Regions from separate parts of the Homo sapiens genome. Here region 2 is linked to region 1. A link is an interaction called in ENCODE POLR2A ChIA-PET data of the cell type or tissue named here. Cell type or tissue: MCF 10A. All regions are shown on one strand. Each heading gives the region's core, and the rest is flanking DNA. Links, peaks and the distances in the headings are about the cores only. Region 1 overlaps ADH6 (alcohol dehydrogenase 6 (class V)). Region 2 holds the start of ADH1B (alcohol dehydrogenase 1B (class I), beta polypeptide).

The links. Peaks named below come from ENCODE experiments on the same cell type or tissue, not always from the same donor. Only the 100,000 strongest peaks of a DNase experiment are listed, where the experiment ranks them.
Region 2: POLR2A ChIA-PET joins it to region 1 with 8 read pairs; 1 of 35 experiments calls an interaction of 5 or more read pairs at or near these places.

Annotation. Positions count from the first base shown.
Region 1 is chr4:99,191,743-99,207,140 of GRCh38, reverse strand. ADH6 (alcohol dehydrogenase 6 (class V)) reads left to right here. Exons shown (of 9, transcript NM_001102470.2): 8 at 2,078-2,216; 9 at 2,898-4,502. The coding sequence ends at 2,922. LOC100507053 (a long non-coding RNA gene) reads right to left here. Exons shown (of 10, transcript NR_037884.1): 4 at 2,710-2,784. Among named protein-coding and RNA genes, the nearest start is that of ADH6, 20 kb to the left of the region's middle. RefSeq lists an enhancer at 1,574-2,075. In MCF 10A, for the core only: no CTCF peak of the experiment used is centred there; DNase peaks (open chromatin) are centred at 1,370, 1,810 and 4,420.
Region 2 is chr4:99,320,377-99,334,070 of GRCh38, reverse strand. It overlaps ADH1B (alcohol dehydrogenase 1B (class I), beta polypeptide), which reads left to right and starts at 12,670. Exons shown (of 9, transcript NM_000668.6): 1 at 12,670-12,757. The coding sequence starts at 12,740. RefSeq lists an enhancer at 12,398-12,504 and a promoter at 12,398-12,704. In MCF 10A, for the core only: no CTCF peak of the experiment used is centred there; DNase peaks (open chromatin) are centred at 8,900 and 10,180.

The DNA.
Region 1 (15,398 bases), core at 1-8,000:
TTCAGCGAAATTATACACCTGCCAGCTGGGATTCTTTGGAGAATATACTTAGCCATTAGTTGTCATTGTTCAACTCATGTAAAATCTTATCCCAAACAAATGAGTTGTCACGCTACCAACTCAAATATATTAAACACAATGGATTCTTGATTTAAAAGAAATACTATTGATTAAAAAAAATAAGAATTATTTTACCCAGAGGAAAAATATCTTATAGAATCCTTTGATTTTCTGTTTTTTACCTGTCCTGGAACATTTTTATAGACTTTAGAAGACTATTTTATTGAAAAAGTAGAAGACAAACTAAATTAAATAAATCTGCTTAAGATTCTGGGCTCATAAGCAAGAAATCTGAAATTTACGAAGAAATGTATTTATCCAGAAACTCTGGGCAATCTGAATGCCTGGGCAAAAAGAGATGAGAATTAGAGGAGTGCCTGAATTACTTGCACAAGTGAGCTGTCTGTAGTCCCCAAGTAAGCTATGGCAGCATGTTATTACAGATATTAGAAGCCTTACCTAATTCATTTATAAAGAGTAGATACATGGCAGGACCAGCAAAAAAAAAAAAGTAATAATCCAGTTATATATATAATCTATTAAATAGAAGAACTGTAATTTCAGTTCTTCTATTTAAGATCATTGAATACATCCATTGCCATTTCTCTCTATTGTATTTATAGATGATAATGTTAATTCAAAATACACATACTCAGCTAAGTCTTATAAAAATAAGATTACCAATATTCTTAAAACCCTCAGTGAATGAAACTAATTCACTGGCCACTCTAGCACTCATATAGTGATCATTAATGTAAATTAGTTTATTCCACAAATAGTATAGTCCTCTGGTTCAATGATTTTCAATCAACAATAGCATTTAACAGGTGTTGGACAGTCCTGCTAAACCTCCCACAATGTGCAAAAGAAAGAATGTTCCCCACCCAAAATGCCAGTAGTGCCCTTGTTGAGAAACACTGCCTAGTCCCGTCTGTGGTCCTAGAATTTTCTTTCCTATGTCATTTGGTTGAAATAAGAAAAAAAGTGGAGGGTTGACATAGATGTAAAAATGTTTTATCAGATCACCAATCAAAATATAAAAACAAATAGAAATATACACTGGCCCTTCATGTCATGACATAGAACAGTAATTAGTATTCTTGGTTACACATAACAGAAACAAACTTAAATTAAAAATAAATCTATTAGAAGAGTTTGTGGTAGTTTGGAGAAGAAGTTGGGGAGCCTAACCTAAGCTAGAACCAAGAAAAGCAAGTAATTGTCAAGATCCTATCACAGAATAATCCGCATAGAACACTAAGCAGATTACGCCACATTATACTTTGCACAATTACACCACACCCACCCTTTCTAGCAATGAGCAGACTGCCAAAGTCTGTGTGGTAACTCACTGAGCGTGGCACTTAGCACAGTGCTAAATTTAATGTGTTTCTTGAAAATCACGGGAATAGAGAAAATACAATGCTAAACTACATCTTACCTTAGCTAACTCCATCTTTGCTTGTTCAATTCTTACTTCCAGAAAGCACATTTTATTCTTATATTGCTTTGTACACATTCTTTTCCCAAGAGCTTTCACTGGGACTGCTGCCACAGTGAGAGTTCTTCTTTTCCTTTAAGCTATTTGACTCTTTTATGAAGTGGCAGATCAAAACATACACATGAGGGAATGCACACACAAAAAAATGTGCTATATTTAACATTTGAATTGCTTCTTTCCATGATTCCCAAGACCTTGGCCTTTGTTATACATTAGATATAGATTCACTGCTCCCCAGAGATTGCAACATGACACCAGGAACACTCAAGGCAAGGTCCACATTCTATCTGCTTTGAATTAATTCTCCTCTGTAGTACCAGAAGTCTCCTTTAGGAACACAGCCCTCTATATAATGTGTGTGGTTGGGGTAGGCATTCTCCTGATGATTGAGGCAAGTAAACGGGACAGGCTTAGATTTTCTCAGTCAAAGCCAACAACTTCAGCAGTTACTTTGAATGACCTTTCCTTTATAATGAAGCCTCATGTGTAAAATTCATCATTAATCTGTATTTCCAGGCTGGAAGAGCAGACAGCACATCCCTAAACTGGTTGCTGATTATATGGCAGAGAAGTTGAATCTAGATCCACTAATTACTCATACTCTGAATCTTGATAAAATCAATGAAGCAGTTGAATTAATGAAAACTGGAAAATGGTAAACTGCCCACATAAATTTTATGTCTGTGTGTTTGAGACCAAGAGAAAGGGTGTATTGGCTTGGGAGTAGAAGAAGGGTCGTCCCTGCTGCAGAAGCTGTATACTGATAATTGAAGAGGCTTTCAGGAATTTGTAAAGCATCTCCTTCCCCTCTGCATTTTGTTTTATTTCTAGCTAATAAAATACATAATCCTGAAAGTATTTAAGTGTTCACCTACCGTTACTTTTGCCATTAGCATTGTATTTCCAATATGGATTTTTTTTTTACATGACATATTAATGGAAGTCAGCTTATAAAATTGTAGCTCAAGTTTAAAAACATAAGAAGGTAGTTCACAAATAGGCCATTGTTGTATTTGTTGTTCTACTTTGGGGGAGAAGAGGAATTATTCATAGGATTCCTAATTCTGAATCCTATCTTTGACCCAAAAAACAGAAACCAGCCATAACCCAGAAACTGGCATTCCCCACACGAGTATAAGCTTGCTTACCTACTTTTTACCCTTGGAGTTTCATGTCATTTTAAAAAATCTTCCCATGGCTTATTTAATCTTCTCATTTTTCACCTAAAGAGAAAAAAAATCTAGTTTACTGCTCTACAAAGTGAGAATTTGAAATCCAAAACACAAATGTTGCTCTAAAAATGTTCCAACCTTTTTTCTCTTCTTCTTTTTTTCAGTATCCGCTGTATCCTGTTACTTTAAGTACAATGTAATACATGCAAGACCCAAAGGATATTTCACCAACTCAATGGCATTTGATGTAATTTTCATGATTTAGAAGAATTATTCACCCAATCCCATTTCTATATTCTGACTTCTGATTCACTCCGCAGTGGACCTATATCTGGCTTCTGACCTAACCATTTCATCAAAATTGTTCTTACGTAACCCAGTGTCACCAAGGATCAGCCTCCTTTTCAGAGCTAGATTAAGGTTGGCTTGAATCACTCAACTCCACATCCTTCAGACATAAAAGGTCAATGCAAGATGCTCCCATTTTCATAGTTCCTCTACCTGTGGACCTTTATATTCTTGTACACTATATGTCTCTCTCACAGGCCTAGACATGAAACTCTGCCATTTTACTCTAAAGAAACAAAACTCCGCATTAATGAGTTTATTGAAGATTCAGGTTAACCTGAATCAAGTTAACCCAGTCTCAAATGCTCACTTATCCTATCTCCTTGGCACAAATCTCTCCTCTCCTGGATTGCCAAAGAAAATTCAAATTATTCTTCAATTAGTCAGGATGATTTGACTATCAGCAGTTCATAGTACCCATCTTCATAACTAAGCCACCTAGGGATCCAGCAGAAAAAAAAGGGATGAGGGGAGTCATCATACAGGAGGTGGATCATTTAGCAGGATCCACACTTCCTACAAAGCGGTTGTAATATTAAATAACAAAACTGTTTTTTATTCCAATCTTCACATAAAACAGGAATAATTGTATACTTTCTTACTAATGTGTTCCATGGAGTTTTTCCTCCAAGAAGTGGCTTAGGGGAAAATGAGCCCCAGTAATGCTTTGTGGCATCCAATCCTTCTACCCCGACCCTTTGACTTTCTGCCCCAGCCCCTCTTAGTTCTCCTAGAATTAGGACTAAGGTTAAGTGCCCTCTTGGGATATGACTTCCTTCCCTTCCTCTTGATACAAAAAGAGCCTATTACCAACCCTCATACACACAAGAGTTCCCTTCCTAGTTGCAGACTCTTCTGCTCCAGCTGGACTCCCCTAGCTCTGGACTCCCACTAGATCACACAGGGGTCCCTGCATGTCAGTAAACTTTGGATGACCTTGGGAGACCAAAAAATGGAATATCATTTTTTGATCTAAACAAAATAGTTTCCTGATTTAACACTGGCCAGGAAGGTGGGCTGCACCCTCAGTCTCTCTCTCCCATCATGGTTTTCACATGATATCAAAGGACTCTCATAACAGTCTGATTCTTATGAGTTGGGCATCCTGTGTTTCCCTTTAGGGGCCTGCTTCCTTCAAATAGAGGAGATGGGTGCTATGAAACCTATTCACTCTGGACTTGGGATGGCTCTTCTCCATCTTCCCAAGTCTGAGCTGGAGCCTCCATGCCCAACTCTGCTCTGCTCTTCTATTTCCTGACAGCAGCTAAGGCATGTTCCTGTTCTGCCCCCAAATTGACCTTACTAACAGTGAGAACTTGGAGGAGTCTTCGGGTCTTGGGAAATCCAAGTTTTCCCGGAAACGTTTTGTTGTAAACAGTGTCCACACTCTTTGCTCCAATAAAGCTCGGTTCCTTAAGCCACTTTGAATGTCTTGTTATGGTGTAGCTCGTTGCAAAATTCACCTAATTTTATCACAAATGCAGGAACTTTTTTTCCTTCCTGTTAATATACAGTCAAACATATTACCAAGTACTGGAGACTATCTATATCACTGTATAACCATTCACTGTTGTTGCCAGCTTCAAGACCACATTTGAATCCTATCAGGCCCAGTAAACTCTGTGAATAGACTCTGTGAACTGTCTCTAAGTCTCACTGTTTTGTCCACATTAAGTGTCTTGTTTGAAGCACAAAGTAAAATCTTTCTTTCCAATCCCTGTCACTGCACCTCCCTAGACAGTCACTACATGGGGCAGTTTATGGACTTCAGCAATGTTTACCTAACTCCAGATCCACACTATAGGAGTCCAGCCTTCAGGGAGAACTAGTTTTTTACATTTTTTGCCTGCATAATGAGAAGCTTTAAGTTTTTCATATTTTTACCTGAGAACAAGAATAATTACATTCTAGGCTATCACCCAACAATAATAAAATAATATGTGTCCATGCAATATAAATGCCCCATACTAACACACAAGGTACATGCAAAAGCCCATTATTGCACCACCAGGAATATGCACTACCAAACATTGAGAGTTAATGTTCCCTGATAATTTTCAAGTGAGAACCATCAGCTCCTACATATTCACAATGAAGCCTTTATACTGATATTGGCACAAGCTTCTGAAAATGTTTTAAATCCTATACACACCCTCAGTTTCCTATTAAATGTTGTAAGTTAACACTAGGGTTCTCTCTAGTGGTGAAATTTGACATTTCCCTACGCAATAATTTCAAAAGAATTTGATTTCTCCCACTTATTTCTCTCTAACATCATTCATAAGCCAGACGACCAATCACTGGAGGACTGACAAGAGTATGAACTTCGTTCTTGTTTTGTTTTGTTTTTGCCTTTTTGATGAGCTTTGATAGTCTCTTAACTAATCACTCACTCAACCAACATTTATTTAGTAATGTACATAGTATTGAAGACTCTATACAGCTTGACATCTAGGGACACAGATATGAAAGTAATTAAAATGCAATATAGTAACTATTATATCAGAGGAAAAATCAACCAATAAACAGAGGGGAAAAATTAGTCCTACCTAGGAGAGATTAGAGAAAAATACACAGAGAAGGAAACCTGAAGTTTAGCCTCAATGGGTGCATCAGGTTTTGCCAAGTGGAGAAAGAATATTGCGAGCCTATGTAATAGCATGAGAAAAGTTCAAGTTGGTGAAAGAGTATGGGCTGTGATGGTGAATGTGAGAAAGGTGAGAGAGAGGTGTGGCTGGACCAAACAATGAAGAGGGGGAAGGATTTAGTTCTATAGACCAGGGATAGTTACAGAGGTTTTCAAGGAAAGGATTGGCATGCCCAAATCTGTGTTTCAGAAAAACATGACTTTTCAGCCTGGGCAACATAGCAAGACCTATTCTCTACAAAAAGTTAAAAAAAAAAAAAAAAATTAGCCAGACATGGCGGTACATGCCTCTAGTCCCAGCTACTCGGGAGGATGAGGTAGGAGAATCTAAAGCCAAGAAGTTGGAGGCTGCAGTGTGCCAGGATTATGCTACTGCTCTCCATCCTGGGCAAAAAAGCGAGACCCTGTCTCACAAAAAGAAAAACAAAATGCCTTTGGCAGCACTGTGGAGGATAGTATGAAGAGGACAGAGACTGGAAGTAGGAAAAATAATTGACAAGCTGTGCGTTAAGGCACAATTGAGAAGCTGTGTATTAAGGTGCAATTAAGGAGAAAAATTTTGCATCTAAAGCCAATGGCTGTGAGTACAAGTTACATGAAAGGTTCTTGTAGCTGCTGCCATCAGTACCTCATCCATATTCCTAGGACCTTACCACTTCTCTGTGCCCCATTAGCTTTCAGCTGCTGGTGTCAGCACTCTCATGTCTGAGGGCTTTTGCCAGAACTATAGAAGATTGATCTGCCTACTTCTGTTAAAACAGCCCAGAAGACCTAGGGAATTTATACCCCACCAAGCAGCCCTCCACAAGTGACTGGTAGAAGTCTCTACAAAATAAACAAGGCCAGAGAGTTTTCCATGAGATTAAACTCTAGTTGCCCCCTTTGGTAGCCAGTTTTAAAATGCACTCTTATACTCAAGTTTATATTAGGACTTATGTAGGGCCTATTATGTAGGCTATCGTGAACTATATTAGGACTTATGTAGGGCCTGTAGCTCCTTTCTTTTGGCCAATTTATCCCTTTTGGAATAGGAGTAGTTACCCAATGCCTGTATCCCCATTGTATCTTGGAAATCATTAACTTGTTTTAGATTTTACAGGTTAATGGGTAGAAGAGACTAGCCTTGTCTCAGATGAAACTCTGGACCTTTAACTTTTGAGTTAATGCTAGAATGAGTTAAGATTCTGAGGGGCTGTTAGGAAGGCAAGATTGTATTTCAAAATGTGAGAAAGACATGATATCTGAGAGGGGTCAGGGGCAGAATGATATAGTTTAGATCTGTGTCCTTGCCCAAATTGCATGTCAAATCTTAATCCCCAATGTTGGAGGTGGGTCCTGATCGGAGGTGATTGGATCATCGGGATGGATTTCCCCCTTGGTCCTGTTCTCATGATAGTGAATGACTTCTCATGAGGTCTGGTTGTTTAAAAATGTGTAGCACATCCCCTGCAACTTTCCTCTTGCCCCATCCATGTGACATGCTTCCCTCCCACTTTGCCTTCTACCATGATTGTAAGTTTTCTTAATCCTCCCCCAAAGCAGAAGCTGCTATGCTTCCTATACAGCCTATAAAACCATAAGCCAATTAAACATATTTTCTTTATAAATTACCCAGTCTCAGGTATTCCTTTATAGCAGTACTAGAACTAAATAATACAACACATAGTCATCAGATTTTCTAAGGTTTACATGAAAGAAAAAATATTAAAGGCAGCTAGAAAAAAGGGGCAAATAACATATAGAGGAAAGCCCATTGGGCTAACAGCAAACCTATCAGCAATAACCCTACAAACCAGAAGAGATTGGGGGCCTGTATTCAGCATTCTTAAAGAAAAGAAACTACAACCAAGAATTTCATATCCAACAAAACTAAGCTTCATAAGTATAGGAGAAATAAGGTTATTTTTAAACAAGCAAATGCTAAGGGAATTTGTTACCACCAGACATGCCTTACAAGAGGTACTTAACAGAATGTTAAATATGGAAATGAAAAACCATTACTGGCCACCAAAAAAACACACTTAAGTACATAGACAGTTGACATTATAACCAACTGCACAATCAATTCTGGATAATAACCAGCTAACAACACAATGACAGGATCAAATCTCCACCTATCTATGCTAACCTTGAATGTAAGTGGGCTAAAAACCCCACTTAAAAGGCACAGATTGGCAAATTGGATAAACAAGCAGGACTAGACTATATGCTGTCTTCAAGAGACCCATCTCACATACAAAGACAGAAGAGGCTCAAAGTAAAAAGATGGAGAGAAATCAACCGAGCAAACAAAAGTAGAAAAAGGCAGTGTGATGGTTAATACTGAGTGTCAACTTAATTGGATTCAAAGGATGCAAAGTATTGATCCTGGGTGTGTCTGTGAGGGTGTTGCAAAAGGAGATTAACATTTGAGTCAGTGGGATGGGAAAGGCAGACCCACGCTTAATCTGGGTGGGCACCATTTAATCAGCTGCCAGCATGGCCAGAATTTAAAAGCAGGCAGAAAAATGTGAAAAGACTAGACTGGCTTAGCCTCCCAGCCTACGTCTTTCTCCCATGCTGGATGCTTCCTGCCCTCGAACATCAAACTCCAAGTTCTTCAGCTTTGGGACTCAGACGGGCTTCCTTGCTCCTCAGCTTACAGACAGCCTATTGTGGGACCTTGTGATCATGTTACTTAATACTTCTTAATAAACTCCTATATATATGTGTGTGTGTGTGTGTGTGTGCGTGTATATATATATATACATAAAATACCTACGTATTAGTTCTGTTTCTCTAGAGAACCCTAACTAATACAGATTTTGGCACCAGGAGTGGTTCTAGAGGAACAGAATATTAAGGATGGAGTTCTTTCATTGGTTTTGGGATTTCTGGAGTTGGCTGCTTAATATGATTACACCCAAAAATGCTAAGGACTCTACTTCTAATAGTATGGAGAATACTGGTAGTCCTTGGTATGAACTGTTTAGACAGTTATGCAAAATAAATGCATTTGACACTACTGATTCACCACTCATGAGAGGCAAGGAGTTTAGTGACTCTATAAGTAATACCTTTGACTATATGTGGAGAACCAAGAGACACAATGAAGTTGGTTGGTTGCTCCTAAGTTCACTGGACAGAGTGAAGAAAGAAAATGATGAACTCAGGGATTCTAACTCCAGGCATCAGAAGCAGATACTGAGCCTCAAATCTGCTAAGATTGCCCTGACAGTCTTATCTCCTGTAGAGAAGAGCTGAAATTGTGGAAAAACAGACACAAGCTCTTATCATGCAAGTGGCTGACCTGCAATGATAGGTGCATGGAGAGCCCCACCAGGTGTCTCCTGTTAAAGTGAGGGCATTGATTTGAAAAGAATGAGACCCTGAAACTTGGAATGGGGATGTGTGGGATGACTGTGATGAAGCTGGGGACACTGAGCTTGTAAACTCTGATGAACCTTCTTTGCCAGAAGAAACAGCTTCCCCATCTCCAGCAGCGGCAACACCCCTCCCCAACCCATGCTGCCATCAGCCTTTCCACCTTTGTCTGAAGAGATATACCCTGTACTGCCTGAGGCAATAGTGATGGCCCCCCTTGAACAGTTGCCAGGCAAGATAATGTTGATTCACCTCAGGAGCCACCCCCAACACCCCCGTTTGCTTCTAGACCTATAATTAGACTAAAGTCCCCACAGACCCCTAGAGGTAAGGTTGAGTGTGACCCATGGGGAGGCACACTACACTCGAAAAGAACTGCTTGGGTTTTCTAATTTATATAAGCAGAAATCTGGAGAACAGGCATGGGAATGGATAATAAGGGTGTGGGATAATGGTGAAAGGAACATAGCACTGGGTCAGGCTGAATTTATTGATTTGGGCCTACTAAGTAGGGATTCTGCAGTTAATGTTGCAGCTTGGGGAGTTAAAAAAGGTTCTAATAATTTATTTGCTTGGTTAGCTGAAATATGGATTAAAAGATGGCCCACTGTGAGCGAGCTGGAAATGCCTGATCTCCCTTGGTTTGATGTAGAGGAGGGGATCAAAAGGCTCACAGAAATTGGGATGGTGGAGTGGATTAGTCACTTTAGATCTACTCATCCCAACTGGGAGGGTGCAGAAGATATACCTGTAACCAATGCTTTGTGAAATAGATTTGCGAGGGTAGCACTTGCATCCTTGAAGAGCCCTGTGATTGCTCTTCACTGTATGTTAGATCTAACAGTGGGATCGATAGTCACTCAATTACAAAATTTAAATACAATGGGAATAATTGGATCCTGAGGTGGCAGGGGCCAAGTGGTGGCACTCAAACATTAAAGGCAAGGTGTACGTAACTACTGTAATCGACAGCAAAGGCAAAGCAGCAATCAGAATAGTCTGCCTCATGTAGAGCTCTGGCATTGGCTAATTAATTATGGTGTTCCTAGAAGCAAAATTGATAGGAAAGCTACTGCATTCCTACTTAACTTATATAAGCAGAAAACTTTCAGGTCGAATGGACAAAAGACTAATTTGAGTTACAAAAACAGAGAATCACAGCCCCTCAAGCAATTTCCAGACTTGGGCCAGTTTACAGACCCAGAACCTCTTGAATGAAGGGGAGGCCAGTTCTTTTTTTTTTTTTTTGAAGTAAAACTGGTTTTATCGTTTTATTTATTGAAAACTCTGGCACAAAATCTACAAAAAACTATCAGATGAAATAAATGACCAAGACTACAGGTCATAAAATCAATACACAAATGTCAATTGCATTTGTAGTACACCAGCAATGAACAATCTGAAATTGAAATTTAAAATACCATTTACAACAGCATCAAAAATATTTGAGTCAGGCATGGTGGCATGCACATACAGTCCCAGCTACTTGAGAGGCTGAGGCAGAGGATCACTTGAGCCCAGGAGTATGATAGCTCACTGCAGCCCCAGAAAGAGAATGGAAAGACAAGCCAAAAACTGAAGCAGCTATTTGCAAATCACGTATGGGATAAGATTGTGAGTGTGTTTTGGTTTTTTCTTTTTTTCTTTTCTTTTTTTTTTTTTTTTTTTTTGAGACAGGGTCTTGCTGTGTCTCAAAAGAGCTAGAGTATAGTGGCATGCTCACGACTCACTGCTACCTTGACCTCCCAGGCTCAAGCGATCCTCCCACCTCAGCCTCCTTAGTAACTGGGACCACAGGTGTGCATCACCATGCCTGGCTAATTATTGTATTTGTTATAGAGGATGGAGTTTCCCCATGTTGCCCAGGCTGGTCTCGAACTCCTTGACTCAAGCAATCCACCTGCCTCAGCCTCTCGAAGTGCCAGAATTACAAGTGTGAGCCACCACGCTGGGCCCTGGTAAATAATTTGTATCCAGGCCGGGCGAGGTGGCTCACGCCTGCAATCCCAGCACTTTGGGAGGCCCAGGTGGGCGGACCACAAGGTCAGGAGTTTGAGACCAGCCCGGCCAACGTGGTGAAACCCCGTCTCTACTAAAAATACAAGAATTAGCCTGGCATGGTGGCAGGCACTTGCAGTCCCAGCTACCCGGGAGGCCGAAGCAGGAGAATCACCTGAACCCAGGAGGCAGAGGTTGCAGTGAGCCGAGACCACACCACTGCACCCCAGCCTGGGCAACAGGGCGAGACTCTGTCTCAAAAAAAAAAATTATATCCTGAGTGTCTATTTTTTGAACTCTCATACCTCAATAATAACCCAAAAAACAAATGAGCAAAAGGTTTGAAGAGACATTTCATCAAAGAAGCCATATATCAATGACAAATAAAGGCATGAAAAGATATGCAGTATCATTAGTCATTAGAGAAATACAGATTAAGAGAAAAATACAAATTAAGACCTCAACAACATACCCTACCTATTTGATGGTAAATTCCAAAAGACTAGTCATACCAAGAATTTGTCAGAACATAGAGCAACTGAAACTCATACACTACTATTGGGAATATGAAATGGTACAACCACTTTGGAAAAAACTTACGAAGTTTCTTAAAAGGGTAAGCATATATTTATTTGCATGTGATTCAGATGTTCCATCCCTAGGTATTTACTCAAAAGGAATGAAAGCACATGTCCACAGAAGGACTTGTACACAAATATTCATAGCAACTGTATTTGTAATTGCCTGTAATCCCAACCCTTTGGGAGGTCAAGGCAGGAGGATTGCTTGAGGCCAGAAGTTGGAAACCAGCCTGGGCAACATGGTGAAACACTGTCTCTACTAAAAATACATAGCAATCTCAGCCACTAGGGAGGCTGAAGAAGGACAATCGTGTGAGCTTGGCAGATGGAGACTGCAGTAAGCCATGATCGCACCACTGCACTCCAACCTGGGTGACACAACAAGATCCTGCCTCAAAAAAAAAAAAAAAACAAAACCTGGAATGCAAATACCCATTAACAGGCAAATGGGCTGAGAGTGGTCACACCTATAATCTCAGCACATTGAGAAGCCAAGGTGGGAGGATTGCTTGAGGCCAGGAGTTGGAGACCAGCCTGGCAACACAGTGAGACCCGCATCTCTACCTAAAATACAACAGCTGATGAGCTAGAAAAAACAAAATTGGAAAGAAAATACCATAATGTTTTAAGAAAGTTTACAAATTTGTGTTGGGCTGCATTCAAAGCTGTCTTGGACCTTATGCAGCCTGTGGACTGAGGTTTGGACAAACTTGCTCCCACCTACTTAGGGAGGTTGGAGAGGGAGGATTACTGGAGCCCAGGAGTTTGAAGTTGCAGTGAGCTCTGATTCTACCACTACAATCAGAGTGAGACCCTATCTCTGAAAACAAAACTAAAAATAAATTTAAGATAAAAATTAAAACCAAGATGGGCACGGTGGCTCACGCCTGTAATCCCAACCCTTTGGGAGTCCAAGGCGGGTGGATCACCTGAGGTCGGGAGTTCGAGACCAGCCTGACCAACATGGAGAAACCCCGTTAGCCAATCAGGGTGGCCACAGTATGCCTGTAATCACAGCTACTCGAGGGGCTGAGGCAGGAGAATCGCCTGAACCCAGGAGGCAGAGGCGGGAGGCCAAGTCTTCTTAAGAAAGGACCCCACACCTGGCTAACATGGTGAAACCCCGTCTGTACCAAAAATACAAAAAAATTAGCCGGGCATGGTGGCGGGTGCCTGTAGTCTCAGCTACTCAGGAGGCTGAGGCAGGAGAATGGCATGAACCCGGGAGACAGAGCTTGCAATGAGCCGAGATCGCCCCACTGCACTCTAGCCTGGGTGACAGAGCGAGACTCCATCTCAAAAAAAAAAAAAAAAAGAAAAGAAAGGACCCCACTACATTACCAACAATTTATGCAGTGAATCTTTCTCCCATCCTTCCCCAAGGAGCCCTCCAGCATTTTACCAGGGTAACTGCACTGGGGAAAAGGAAATAATCAGACATTTCAGGGACTACTGGACATTGGCTCTGAGCTGATGTTGATTCCAGGGGACCCAAAATATCATTGTGGTCCTCCAGTTAAAGTAGCAGTTACAGAGGTCAGGTAATTAATGGAGTTTTAGTTCAGGTCTGACTTACAGTGGGTCCAGTGTGTCCCTGAACACATCCTGTGGTCATTTTCCCAGTGCCAGAATGCATAATTGGCATAGACATACTTATCAGCTGGCAGAACCCCCACATTGGCTCCCTGACTTGTAGACTGAGGGCTACTATGGTGGGAAGGCCAAATGGACACCATTACAGCTGACTCTACCTATAAAAATAGTAAATCAAAAACAATATCACATCCCTGGAGGGACTGCAAAGATTAGTGCCACCATCAAGGACTTGAAAGACGCAGGGGTGGTGATTCCCACCACATAGCCATTCAACCCTCTTATTTGGCCTGTGCAGAAGACAGATGGATCTTAGAGAATAACAATGAATTATTGCAAGTTTAACCAAGTGGTGACTCCAATTGGGGTGACATAATTGAAATTGTAGTTTCATTGCTTGAGCAAATTAACACATATCCTGATACCTGGTATGCAGCCATTGATTTGGCAAATGCCTTTTTCTCCATTCCTGTCCATAAGGCCCACCAGAAGCAATTTGCCTTCAGCTGGCAAGGCAAGCAATATACTTTTACTGTCTTACCTCAGGGGTTTACCAGCTCCCTGCCTTTGTGTCAAAATCTTATTCAGAGAGCCCTTGATAGCTTTTAGCTTCTGCAAGATATCACACTGGTGCATTATATTGATGACATTAGGTTGACTGGATTCAGTGAGCAAGAAGTAGCAAACACACTGGACTTATTGGTGAGACATTTGTGTGCCAGAGGATAGGAAATAAATCTGACTAAAATTCAGGAACCTTCTACCTCAGTAAAAATTTCTAGGGGCCTGGTGGTGTGGAGCCTGTCAAGATATTCCTTCTAAAGTGAAGGATAAGTTGCTGCATTTGGCCCCTTCTACAACCAAGAAAGAGGCACAACACCCTGTGGGCCTATTTGGATTTTGGAGGCAACACTTTCCGCATTTGGTTGTGTTACTCTGACCCATTTATCAAGTGACTCAAAAGGCTGCCAGTTCTGAGTGGGGTCCAGAACAGGAGAAGGTTCTGCAACAGGTCCAGGCTGCTGTGCAAGCTGCTCTGCCACTTGGGCCATATGACCCAGCAGATCCAAAGGTGCCTGAGGTGTCAGTGGCAGATAGGATGGTGACTGGAGCCTTTAGCAGGCCCCCGTAGATGAATCACAGAAGAGCATCTAGGATTTTGGAGCAAGGCCCTGCCATCTTCTGCAGATAACTACTCTCCTTTTGAGAGATAGCTCTTGGCCTGTTACTGGGCTTTGGTGGAACCTGAATGTTTGACTATGGGTCATCAAGTCACCATGCGACCTGAACTGCCTATCACGAACTGGGTGCTTTCTGACCCATCTAGCCATAAAGTGGGTCATGTACAGGAGCATCCCATCATCAAATGGAAGTGGTATATATGTGATCAGGCTTGAGCAGGTCCTGAAGGCACAAGTAAGTTACATGAGGAAGTGGCTCAAATGCCCATAGTCTCCACTCCTGCCTCCCTGCCTTGTCTCCACCAGCCTGCACTGAAGGCCTCATGGGGAGTTCCCTATGATCAGTTGACAGAGAAACAGAAGACTAGGGCCTGGTTCACAGATGATTCTGCACGATATGCAGGCACCACCTGAAAGTGGACACCTGCAGCACTATAGCCCCTTTCTAGGATGGCAGCGAAACATAAAAATGTTGACAGATCACTAGCTAGACTAATCAAGAAAAAAGAAAGAGAGGATACAAGTAAACATAATCAGAAAGGGCAAAGAGGACATTACCACCGACCCCATAGAAACACAAGAAAGCCCTCAGAGACTATTATGAACACGTCTATGCACACACACTAGAAAACTTACAAGAAATGGATGAATCCCTGGAAAGATACAACCTCCAAAGATTGAATCAGGAAGAAATTGAAACGCTGAACAGACCAATAATGAGTTCTGATATTGAGTCAGTAATTAAAAAGCCTACCAATTAGAAAAGGTCCTGAACCAGACAAATACACAGCCAAATGCTATCAAATGTATAAAGAAGAGCTGGTACCCTTCCTGCTGAAACTATTCCAAAAAATTGAGGAGGAGGAACTCCTCCCGAATTCATTCTATGAGGCCAGGATCACTCTGATACCAAAACCTGGCAAAGGCACAAAAATAAAAGAAAAGTTCAGGCCA
Region 2 (13,694 bases), core at 5,695-13,694, 120 kb before region 1:
TTTCCAGGCTTGCTCTTTGAGGTATTTGACACTTCAGCAAATAACTCCGTAGTTATCAGTGAAAGCAGGTCAGAGAGATCAACAGATAATTCTTATGGAAATGTATTTAAAGACTACTACTCACTCAGAAACCAATAACGTACTGTGTTTTGGAAGATATCTAATTGCCTTAAGGAGATATAACTACAGTTTTTGAGTTTTTTGTTTGTTTCTTTGGTTTTTCTATTTTTATTTTTTAAAGTTTTATTATAGATTCAGGGGTACATGTGCAGGTTAGTTATGTAGGTAAACTCATGTCATAGGCAGTTGTACAGATTATTTTATCACCCAGGTACTAGGTCTAGTATCCAATAGTTCTTTTTTCTGTTCCTCTCCCTCCCATGCTTCACCCTCATGGAGGCTCCAGTGTCCATTGTTCCCCTCTTTGTGTCCATATGTTCTCATCATTTAGTTCCCATCTCATACCAGTCAGAATGGCTAGGTCTGACAAGGTTGCAAAGAAAAGGATATACTTATACACTGTTGGTGGGAGTTTAAATTAGTTCAACCATTGTGGAAAGCAATGTGGCAATTCCTCAAAGAGCTAAAAACGGAACTACCATTTGACCCAGCAATTTCATTACTGGGTATAAACCCAGAGAAATATAAATTGTTCTGCCATAAAGACACATGCATGCTTATGTTTATTGCAGCACTATTCCCAATAGCAAAGACATGGAATCAACATAAATGCCCATCAATGGCCAACTGGATAAAAAAAAAATGTGCTACATATACACCATGAAATACTATGCAGCCATAAAAAAGGAAGATATCATGTCCTTTACAGGAACATGGATGGAGCTGGAGGCCATTATCCTTAGCAAACTAACAAAGGAACAGAAAACCAAATACCACATGTATTCACTTATAAGTGGAAGTTAAATTATAGCTACAGTATTGAAACATTTTTAGGTTATTGTAAATTTAAATAATAAACATCACTTAGATGATACCATGTTTTAGGTAGGTGGGAGAAAAGAGCTCAGAAATAACTTCAAGACTAAATACTTATTTTGAACCTTAATTAAAACCTCAGGAAATTGGAAGCAAAACAAAAGCCAGAATAAATTATTTCATTAATGGAAGGAAATTCTAAGGCTTTTGATTTAATCTTTCCAAAATCTTCAAACTGTAATGAATAGCAGAAATAATTTGGAGCAGTCAAATACTATTTATTTTACATTTGGTATCTTCTCCTTCTTCAGGGACATTTAAAGACAGAGGACATTCAAAATGTGCTAGTTGACTTCTGAGAGTCAAAGAGCTTTGTGGTTCTCTGAGCTATCTGCTCTCCATCTCTCACAATAGTTCTGAGCAAAAGGAAGAATGAGGCAGGGCAGGGATAAGTATTAGATCCAAAATGAATACCTAAAAGAGAAAATGGCAATTTTCTCTTTTAACCTGAAAGTTCCATTCTATTGATTGGTACCTAATGCAAATATTTATGCCTAAATTTAAAGAATAAGGAGGAGTTTGATGGAAGCAAAACTAGAGGAGGGCATCCAAGACCAAGGGTTCAGCAGGAAACAGCAGAGCACGTTAAGGAATTACAAGAACTTAAAATTAATGGCCTGTAAACTTCACAATGGGAAAGGTCTATGGCCAAGTAACAATGATTCCTGGATTCCTTACAAGAAGTTTAGATTTTACCCTCTAAGAACAAGAACGCTGTTAAAACTTTTTGGAGAAGATTGATGATATGATCAGATTGGCATATTAAACTCATTCTTTTGGCCTTGAGGAGGGTGTATTAGAGGTGAGGAGAAGAATAGAGAGGGTGAGGAGAAGAATAGAGAGAATGAGGAGGTTTTAGCTGTGAACAAGACAGAATGGATTCTGTTTCAAGTAGTGACAAAGGAAAAGCAGGGAACCAGATAAATGAGACATTCTTAGAACATATCAGTGACATGTCATCAATATCAAGAGTGTGTGGTAAAAAAGGAAGAGGAAGAAAGCTAATTCCAAAGCATCAGCCTAACAACTTGATGTGGTTGTCCAAAGGTTGTCCAAATTTACCAACTTAGGATCTAAAGACAGTATCAGGTATTTGTGGGGAAGCTGGTTGTCTTAGTCCATTTTCTGCTGCTATAACAGAATACCTGAGACTGGGTGATTTATGATGAACAGAGAAATGTATTGGCTCACAGTTCTGAAGGCTGGGAAGTTCAATATCAAGGTGCCAACATCTGTTGAAGGCCTTCTTGCTAGATCATCACATGGTAGAAGGTGAGAGAGTGAGACAGAGCAAGAAAAAGCTAAATCTACCTTTTTGTAATGTAGTTAACCTCACCCATAATGGCAGAGCCTTTTGCCCTACTTTGTATGTATGTATGTATGTATGTATGTATGTATGTATGTATGTATGTATGTATTATGAGACAGTGTCTCACTCTGTCACCCAGGCTGGAGTGCATGGCATGATCTCGGCTCACTGCAACCTTTGCCTCCCAGGTTCAACTGATTCTCCTACCTCAACCTCCTGAGTACAGGATTCCATCACCACACCCGGCTAATTTTTGTATTTTTTGGTACAGACAGTTTCACTATGTTGCCCAGGCTGGTCTCGAACTCCTGACTTCAAGTGATCTGCCCACCTCAGCCTCCCAAAGTCCTGGGATTACAGGCATGAGCCACTGGGCCTGGCTAGCCTACTTCCTTCTTTAGGAATGGCACCTCCTAATACTATTACAATGGCAAGTAAATTTCAAATTGAGATTTGAAGGACTAATATTCAAACCATCACAATGGTAAAGTTTGGGAAATGGACTTGATGAGTTTGAAGGCCCTCTAGGATTTTCAAATGCAGTTTTTTATGCAAAGTCTACCTCCCGTTCAGAATGGGAGGTGCATGCCTGTAATCCCAGCACTTTGGGAGGCCGAGGCAGGAGGATCACAAGGTCAAGAGATGAAGACCATCCAGGCCAACATGGTGAAACCACGCCTCTACTAAAAAAATACAAAAATTAGCTGGGTGTGGTGGCACACGCCTATAGTCCCAGCTACTCGGAAGGCTGAGGCAGAAGAATCACTTGAACCCAGGAGGCAGAGGTTACAGGGAGCCAAGATTGCACCACTGCACTCTGGCCTGGTGACAGAGCGAGACTCCATCTCAAAAAAATAAAAATAAAAAAAATAAGAAAAGAAAATAATGGGAGGTACAGTTGTTGTAGGGCCAACTCTTAGTCATTTTTGTGGGGCAAGAATCTCTGACCTCAATTAATAATGGAGTCCTTACAGTCTCTTTGTTACTTTTTCACAACTACAAAAATTGTTGGCTAAACCCTCCACTTAAAACTCCTTATGTGAATATCAGAAGCAGAAATAAAAGCAATTTTATCATTTAGCCAGTATATAGAATTTTTAAAATTATGTTATACTATGTTTCAATTCTTACATCATAATCTTTCATAAATTATGCTAAATCTTGTCTCTATTCTATAATTTTTTTCTATTTGAAGCTGAATTTTTTATTTTTAAACACTTTTAGTAAGTTACATTATCTTGTCAGTTTCTCCCATGCCTTCCTACAAGTGAAAATCTTATCCCAAGTGACACTGGCATCTCTACTCACCAGTCTTTTTTATATCATGAAAAAGTTTGTCCAAATTCTCTCCTCTTTCTGAAGGCTTTCCTGGAAGAGATCCCTTTCTAAACATCTCCCTTAATTACACATAAAAGTTTACTCTAAAGTTTTTGAAAACGTGCTTGAAAAAATAACCAGAGTTGAAAGTGATTAATTATATAAAACATTTATTCACGTGTATATTAGTTTTCTATTTCTGAGTAACAAATTACCACACAATTATTGGCTTGAATGAACACCATTTATTATCTCATGGTTTCTGCAAGTCAAAAATCTGGAAACAGCTTAACTAGTTGCTCCAATTGCAGTCTCAATGGTATAGGCTGGCCTGTGTTCCTTTTTGGAGCTTGAGGCCCTCTTTCTGGCTCACATTGCTGGTCCCAGAATTCAGTTCCTAGTGGCTGTGGGACTGAGGCTTCCAGTTTCTTGCTGGCTGTTGACCAGGGAACAATCTCAGCATGGTTCCCTCCGCACATCCTCTCATGCTCCCAAACTCCTGACTCCAAAACCCCTCAAGTCTAACACAACAGAGTCTCCTATAATGTCAGATGATCACACACCTGACTATTCCATCAGCACTTGCTCTGTAACACAACCTAATCCATGGAGTGGCTGTCCCATCATATTCAAAGGTTCCATCCCCAAGCCATGTAAGCATAAGGGATCATACAAGGCATGTACACCAGGGAGCTGGAATCTTGGGAGTCAGCTTAGAATTCCGTCTATCATCATGTTCAATAAGCTTGGGCTGCTATACCAAACATAACAGACTGGGTGGCTTAAACAACAGACATTTATTTCTCACAGTTATGGAGGCTGGGGAGTACAAGACCAAGGGGCCAACAGAACTGGTGCCTGGTGAAGGGCAACTTCCTGGCCTGTAGACAGCCACCTTCCCTCTGTATCCTCACATGACTGAATGAATTATCACCTTGTGTCTCTTCCTATAATGGCACTAACCCCATTCAAGAGAGTGAAATCATCTCCCAAAAGCCCCACCTCCAAATACAATCACACTGGGGATTAGACTTCAACACGTGAATTTTGGTGGAACACGAAACTTCAGTCCATAGCACACAACATGGCAATAGAATTCATGAGGATGCTCTCGATGTCAAGTTCCTATAAATTATTAAAGAATGTGATTGACATTCTTTAAAAAGTTATTAAAGAAATTTGATTGGCCTGCTTCTATTTAAGACTTTCAAGAATATTATGTAAAGGAATTTGTACTATAGGGCAGATAGTTTACATAGTTAAGGGATTGTATTTATATATAAATATGTATTCCAGCGTAGAAATTATTGGCTAGGTCTGTAATCAAGTATTCCACAGAAGTGACTTTATAAGTGCTGAAACAGGATGATAGACACAAGGCTGAAGAGGATGGGGAGAAAATGCGTATGGTTGTGAGAATATATTGCTTTGATTCTTTGACTTCTCATGATATATAAAAACAAAGTGGGAAGTTGACTCCAATAATTTCATAAAAGTATTTCAAATCAAATTCTGAGCATGGATAAAATTTTCAAATTTTGGTATAAACAAATAAACTATGAAAGAAAATAATAGACAAGAAAAAATATTTTCAACATATATGATTGACAAAAAATGATATCTCTAGTATCCAAGTGCTTTTTTATTTAAAAATAGATAATAGGAAAATGGACAATGATGGAAATTCACAGAAGAGGAAATTAAAATGTCCAGCAGCCATACTAAATGGCACTGGGCCTTGGAAGTGGTCAAAAAATACAAAATGAAGCAAAATGAGATATTACTGCTTATCTATTAGCTTACACTGTTGGTAGAAATGTGCATTGTCTTAGGTTTCTGACAAGCAATTTGTGATATTTATTAAAATTTCCAACATGCACGCCCCAAGCAATATCACACTTGGGAATCAACTCCATAAAAATAAAAGTATATTTGTGTAAGAATATAGAGACAAGGCTACTTACTGCAGCCTTATTTGTAGAAGAAAAAAGAATTTTAAACTTACTGATTGGCAAAATAAGGAATGATAACTCCCTATTTTGAATGGTAAGTGAATCTTTTAAAAACTAGGGAGTCGGATGTCAGGCACACCTGTGATTCCAGCATTCTAGGAGGCTGTGGCAGGGAGATCCCTTGAGCTCAGGAGTTAAAGACCAGCATGGGCAACATGGCAAAGCCCTGTCTGTTGGGAACAGGCCCCCAAAATCTGGCCATAAACTGGCCCCAAAACTGGCCATAAACAAAATCTCTGCAGCACTGTGACATGTTCATGATGGCCATGATGCCCATGCTGGAAGGCTGTGGGTTTACTGGAATGAGGGCAAGGAACACCTGGCCCATCCAGGGCAGCAAACCGCTTAAAGGCTTTCTTAAACCACAAACAATAGCATGAGCAATCTGTGCCTTAAGGACATGCTCCTGCTGCAGATAACTAGCCAAACCCATCTCTTTATTTCAGCTCATCCCCTTGTTTCCCATAAGGAATACTTTTAGTTAATCTATAATCTATCAAAACAATGCCTATCACTGGCTTGCTGTTAATAAATACATGGGTAAATCTCTGTTTGAGGCTGTCAGCTCTGGAGGCTGTGAGACCCCTGATTTCCCACTCCACACCTCTATATTTCTGTGTGTGTGTCTTTAATTCCTCTAACGCTCAGGCCCGCTCGGTTAGGGTCTCCCTGACCAAGCTGGTCTCGGCACCTGTCTCTACAGAAAAACACAAAAATTAGCCAGGCATAGTGGTATGCAACTGTAGTCCCAGCTATTTGGGAGGCTGAGGTGAGACAATCACTGCAGCCTGGAAGGCAGAGGCAGAGCCATGATCGTGCCGCTGCACTCCAGCTTGGGCAACAGAGCAAGTCCTCATGTCAAAAAAAATTATATCTTAAAATCCGGAGGGATTAATATAATGCATCACTAAGTATAAAAAGCAAGTTACACAGTAATGTGTACTATATGATCCAATTTTTGTGAAAGACAAAACAAATTAAAATTTGTAATTATATATAGGTTTGTATGAGCATAGAGAAAGATATAGAAATATACAGAACAGGCTGTTCATCTCAGAAACAAGGATCTGAAAAGAGTTGAAGAACTAAAGTTAACTTTTTAACCATAACTGTTTGGTTTTACTAGTTAGGATGAGATTTATAATTTTATTACTTTTTTAACTTATAAAGAAACTATAAAGAAAGACTCCAGCTGCCAACATGTACATGTAATTGTAAAATAAAGGTATTGTAATTGTAATTTTTATTATTTAAAAAAAGTCTGACCAAATAATTGTCAAAATAATATAAACTGTCTCGGTCACCTCTAAAGCCTTAAGAAGATGTTATGCATTATGGAGTAATAGAGTCATAGAAATGTTTTCTTACTGGATCATTCAGGAATCTAAGATTATCAATGGCAGACATTTAAGTCTGGATATAAGAAAATTCTCGCAGGCCTAAATAGAAAACTTTTAGAACTATTAAAGATGAGATTATTATAAGGTCCAATAGATTTTTGGCTATAGTCTTGCAAGATTAATGCGAACAAGCTTTTGGAATTACCTGGGTAGTCCTGGGTTTTGCCTTTTTTCTCCCAAGTGGCTTATATTTGAATTTTCAATTGCCCTCTTGGGCCCCAGAGTGCTGGCAGCTGGGCATGTGTCTTCTACATGGAAACTTCCAAAATCATCCTTTGAAAAATCTGACCAGCCCAAGAGAAAATACCTACTCTTACTGACATTATATCCCCCAGCAATTAATCCCGCCAGATAGTTCTGTAGCAAATCTCACATGACACAGATGCCACCCTTGTATTCAGAGCTTCCCAATAGCTCATTAGTGCCCCATCCTGCAACAGAAGACAACCGAGATCATCAGAAATGTGGAGTGATTCTAGCTTTGTAATAGGAAAGATAGAAACAGGCAAAGAAAAAAGAAGTTGGAAGAAATAATCCATGAAATAAAAAAATTCAAAATTTTTTTAAAAGCTGTTATTAATATTTGTAAAAAGATATTACATACATGAAAAAAGAATATGTTGCCATAAAAAACTCTTGAGAATTAAAACTCATCACAGCACAGTAGAAATCCAATAGAAAGAAAAGATCTCAATAAATTCACCCCTTGGTGTAACTTTTTCTCCAGAAGATTACTAATGAAGTGCCCCAAAACTGATAAATTAATTCAAAGAAAGATGTGGTATCTGAGAAGCTGATGCTCTCACCCTGAGAAGAGGGAAGGGATTCCCCAGGATGAGGGTGAGGAGGCTCCAGGATGGCAGGTGTGGCCTGATGCAAAGCACCTCCTGCCCACATGGAAGTAAGTCAAAGACTCCAGGGAGATACACAGCTGGGAATAAAATTTTCAGGGACTATGTCATCATCTCATATCTCAAGCAATTTAAATGGAAATAAAATTGACATGTTCTGGGAAAATATGCTAAAAAATTCAAAAGTGGCTTTAAGGCTGACGAAGACATACAAAATACATATTTTGTATGTATTATACCATTTTGTATAAAATGGTAATAACAGTAGAATCTGCCTAATAGTATTATTGTGAGGATTACATGATCTGTTAATTGTAAAGCATTTAGAACAGTAAGTGGCACATACTTACAGTGACAAGGATATTAGCTATTTTATTGATATTTAGGTTATTAAACTCGAGTTAGGCTTCCTGGGATCCTGGCTCCACCACTAGATGTGTTACATTGGGAAATTTATACAATCTCTCTAAACCTCAGTGTCTTCATCTGTAAAATGTGCATGGCAATGGTATCTACCTGATAAGTTAATGCTAAACATTGCTATAAGTAAGGCAATGTGTGCACAGAGATTAGCAAAGTCAGCACTCCATGGATGTTACATACTGATACTAATCAGTTGTAATTTTTACAACAAAATATATTTTTAATTTTCAAAAGGAAAAAATTCTCCACCATTAAAGAACTCTTTAGCTTTTAGATATTTTTATATTGTGACAACCATACCATTTGTATTACTTTGTATTGTTTTAATAAACACTTGGTATTCCCACATCATCTCAGTAAATGTACTTTTAAGCATATGCCAAGCACATCATCAGAATAACTTAAAATGCATCAATAACTCATTTAAAATACATCAGTAAATCATTCGTGGAGCATTCAGATCGTTTGCAGTTTGGCTATCACAGAGAAGGCTGGATGGAACATCTCTGTTTTTGGATTGGGCTTCTTAGATTATTTCCCAACTGCCTTCACAGGAGGAATGTAAACAAACATTTTGTTCTCTCACACACGCTCTTCATGGAAGAATTCCAGGCTCCACAGCCACAGCCAGTCCAGCAAGCATTTCAGTTCCCTCAACATCTTTGGCTTCAGTACCAAAATCAAAATGAAATGCTAATTGAGTAAGAATTCATGGTTTTGAATGTGGGTATTTTCAAAAATTCCTCTAGGAACTTAAAATTTACTCTACTTATTGTAATATTCTATAGATTATTTATGTAACTATTCCATTCTCAAGTTCTATTTATTGCTACTAAAGTCCCTCTCCCACTCTTCATTTTGCATCTCATCCCCAAAAATGCTTTAAAGTCTGTTATTTATGCACATACTTGAAATGTTACAATTTTTTTCTAGCAATCATCTTTACAATAATATTAATCTTACCATTTTGCCAAATGATTTAACCCCAAAAATGAAGAATTTGTACTGAAGGTACTTTCTGCCAGTTACAATATTATTTCTTAGATCCAGGTAAATTATTGGCCCATGGGGAAAAGGAGACAGTTGGATCTCTTACAGAGATGCTAGTCTGTCCTTCTCGAGGCTTTGGAGTCACATCTCTGCACTACTCATCATTACATGCATAATTATATTAGAGATGCCAGTCCTTGCCTTCCACTAACCTTCCAAGAGAGCTTGTGGTAATTTGTTACATCAGCAATAGAAAATTAACACACCCTTCTTGCAAACATGGCCATCTACAGGCTGTGGGTAGACACATCTCCCTCTTTGACCACAACCTGGAAAAGCTCTCCAATTTTAAGAAGCCATAAGATTAGATTAGGTTCACCTGGATAATCCAAGCTAGTCTTCCCATCTCAAGACCTTTAACGGAATCACACCTACAAAATTCGTTTTTTTCCATGTAAAGCAATATATTCCTAGATTCCAGGGATTAGGAGTGGACCTCTTTGAGGGCCATTATTCTGCCTAGCACACCGGGGATCGCTGACCCAAACTGAAGCAAGCATATCATCTCTCTGGATAAGCTGCATTTATAATATAGTAGTTGGTGGAAATGTAATATAGAATCGGGCTGGCTTACAGAGACACACACAGAGAGAGAAACAGAGGAAAGTGATGCCCTGTGACCCCTAGAGAGTGACAGGGTTACCTTTGGACATTCCAGATGTTGCTACAGGCCTGCCATGGCCCTCTGATACTAGAACACTGACACTCAATCATGTGACAACTGCTCTTCCCCTCCATTTAAACTTTTAGAAGGTGGGGCAAAGAGTAAGCACAGAGTAGTTGCCAGATGGTATTAAGAAAGATCTCTTGACTCTATGAAGTTTGTGCCAAAGTTCTTTTGGCAGTTCATGGAGCCATGTGTTCACAAAGTGATGCAAGCTCATAAGTGGATATCACATTTCCAAATTCATTAGGGCCTTGAAAACAAGGTGGTAGTGGCTATAATTCCCTGAAATGCTATGTCTACAGGTGTGAGAGAGGATTAAACAGAAAAATGTATAAAAGGGGGTATTAGGGGAGAAAAATGTTTTCAAGATTCTTTGTCCATATGCTGACTGCATCTATACCTCTCAACTGCAACTCATCTTTCTTAATAAATCTTAATAAAATATCTTTCTTTCAAGGCTTCCTCATTCTCAAATTAGATGTCATTCATTTAATTTAGTCAACAAATATCTGAGCACTCACCCTGTGCCACTCATTGAGTTAAGAGCTGAGAATTCACAATGAAAAGACGGAGTAGGGTCTTCCTCTTTTGATTCCACGTTGAACTTTCTCCTGGCACTCACCACTTCCTGCTTCACAGGAGGGTTCTCTGTCTTCTCTACCTGACCACAGCCAATCCCACTGCTAATCTGTAATCCCTTAAAGAGGAGACACCAGATCTTCTGGATTATGGGACTGCTCATAGAACAGTGCGTGTCCTAACATAAAGGAGCACAAGAATTCAACAATCTTTCATTAAACACCTATTGTACACATGAAACTAGGTACAGTTGAAGATTTAAATGAAATTCAAGAACATCTCTGACCAGAAATTTCCAGTAGAACTTAGGAGACTGATCTCTACACTAAATATAAAGGCCACAAAAGAGAATGGGCCCTAAAACCACAGGAGGGATGCTAGTATGACAGGGATGGAAAGAAGTGAAGCATGACTGTGAGATGGCGTTAACATATCTCCACAAGGGCGACCTTGTCCTAGATCTCAAAGTTTGGGGAGGATTTGAATGGGCCAGAGGGACAGAAAAGAAGAGAAAAAGCATGATGAGCAAGAGCTTGAATGAGGAATGGATTCCTCTTTGGAGGACCACAGAGATACATGCTTCTAAAGAGCATAGGCCCTGTATTGGAGAATGGTGAGGAATAGTTGGATGAGAAGGCTAAAGCCAGGTTATCTGGGGCTATCTTCTTTCCGTCATACCTTTCCAAACTAGAAGCAACTAAAATCATAGGACCTCCTTTGCTTTCTATTGGGTGAATGTTTCTCAGTCTTGGTGTGAGTCTCAGTGCCTACATAATTAAAGCTTACTGAAATGTTCCCTTGGCAATTTTAGAGAAATATGTCCTCTATGCTAACATGTTCATATTGACAGACTATATCTAATTAAATAGTTGCCTGTATAGTTTTATGACGCCTCCAAGTGTGGATAAAAGAAAAATCAAACTCCTATGCTTGGAAAGCCATGAGGATACTAGCTACATTGATCAAAGGGTAATGGAAATGATCCAGTGAGGATTTTGCTCCATTTCTCACAATTATTTAAAATCTGCCACAAATGCCTGTTCCTCTACAATGCCTCCCCTGAGTCCTTCATTCTGAATAGCAACTCTGTCTCTGTTCCCAAAGCATTAACTGACCCCTGTGATAGGGCACTTCCCAGCCAGGCTGATATGTAGACTTGGTTTCCTGCGTGTCTTTTCACTATAAACTGTGAGCTTTCTTTCATGAATAATAATTGTAGCTAACATTTAGGAGGGTGCTCCTATCTGCAAAACTCCATGATGAGTGCTTTACAAGGATTATTTCATTTATTCACAAACAGTCCTTTAAAATGACGCCATTATTCATCTTCATCTCACAGATAAGGAAATTAAGGCAAAAAAAATTCAGTGAAATAATAAGTCCAAGTACACAGAACAAGTAAGGAACTGGGTTGGCCTGGTCCCACAAGCCATGCCATCACCGCTGCCCCATACTGCCTCTTGGCACAGGCAGAGGTCATGTCTTATTCATCACTGCTACTCCACTGGACCCAGCTTAGTGCCTGACACAGGGAGGTGTTCAGTCCATACATACTAGTTTTGAGTGGAGCAGAATTGCCAGGCACAGTGATCCCCTTTGCTGTGACTAATTGGGTGTCTGATTCTCTGCTGTAAAGACAAAGAGGCTGCTCTCTCTATCCTACTTCGTTTTTCCTGTTTTCTTACTCTTCTTCCTTCCTCGCCACCCCATGTGCATTCAAAGTTGCAGCTTAGTGCAGACAAAGGGAATACAAGGCAGAACGACCTATGTGGGATTGAAAGAAGAGAAACAAGGAATTCCAGAGGCCGGGGGGGGGTGGGAAGTGAGGAAAAGAGAAAGTGATTACAATTTATCACTTTAACTTAATATTTAAACTAATGAAAACAAAATCTTATCTAGAATTTGGAAGTCAATATTTTGATTGCTGGTTCAGTACCCTTTTATCTGTTTTGACAGTCTGGGAATAATCCAGTGGGTGTGGCTTAAAGACATAGATCACGTGTGGAATTGGAATTGGATGTTACACAAGCAAACAAAATAAATATCTGTGCAATATATCTGCTTTATGCACTCAAGCAGAGAAGAAATCCACAAAGACTCACAGTCTGCTGGTGGGCAGAGAAGACAGAAACGACATGAGCACAGCAGGAAAAGTAAGCAAAAAATATATTACTGTTGGTAATATATTCTCATCAATATAACAAAGAAAGGAATACAGTATTTGATGAATAATTTAAAATTCATATCTAAATTAGAAATGATATGCTGAAATATGATATGCAATATACACCTCAATATGTAATGTATACTGAACTGCAGTGGAAATAAGCTATTCTTAAGTACCTTTAACAGGAATGTATAGAACCTGTGTCTATTAGTCTTTATTTCCTACATTAAATAAATTTACAGTAAAATGATAGTTTATTCCAAGCTAATCATGACTGATTTGTAAATCTAAAGTTAGAAAAGTCTTTAATGGCAAGTTATCTTTATAATAAGAAACCATAATTCAAATGTGTTATTATTTTTATTCAAATTTTTTATGAACACAGGAAAGTTGTCTGACAGAAGTTTGATGAGAGGAATTTGACTCAGAAGACTGAAATATCCTTTAACCTTACTATAAAATATCTTACAAAATACTCATTGATTTCACAGCATTAGAATCATCAAGGTTAAGCAAGACATCAACATGCAAATTCTGATTAAAAGGGGTCCATTATGATACAATTCAGGGAATTTCCACAAAAATCCTATGGAACAGTATCTTCCCCATTTAAAAGTTAATATGGTTTTACAGAAAATCAATGATACAATTTGAATAATAATACAATTTGAATCACTTAGCACTAGGAATACAGATATTTGGTTTTTTCTTCTATAAATTTGTACTTATTTGCTCAATGTGTTTACAGGTGCATGTGGTCATTCAATATAATCAATTGATTTTTTTAATTGTTTAATTACATAAACCTGTGCAACTATGTCCAGTCCTTTTTTTGTGTTAGGAGTGTACCACACTGTAAAATATCTCACTATGATAATTCAATTTAAAGGTTCTGAGGCTTCTCTCTGCATTGTGTGACAAAC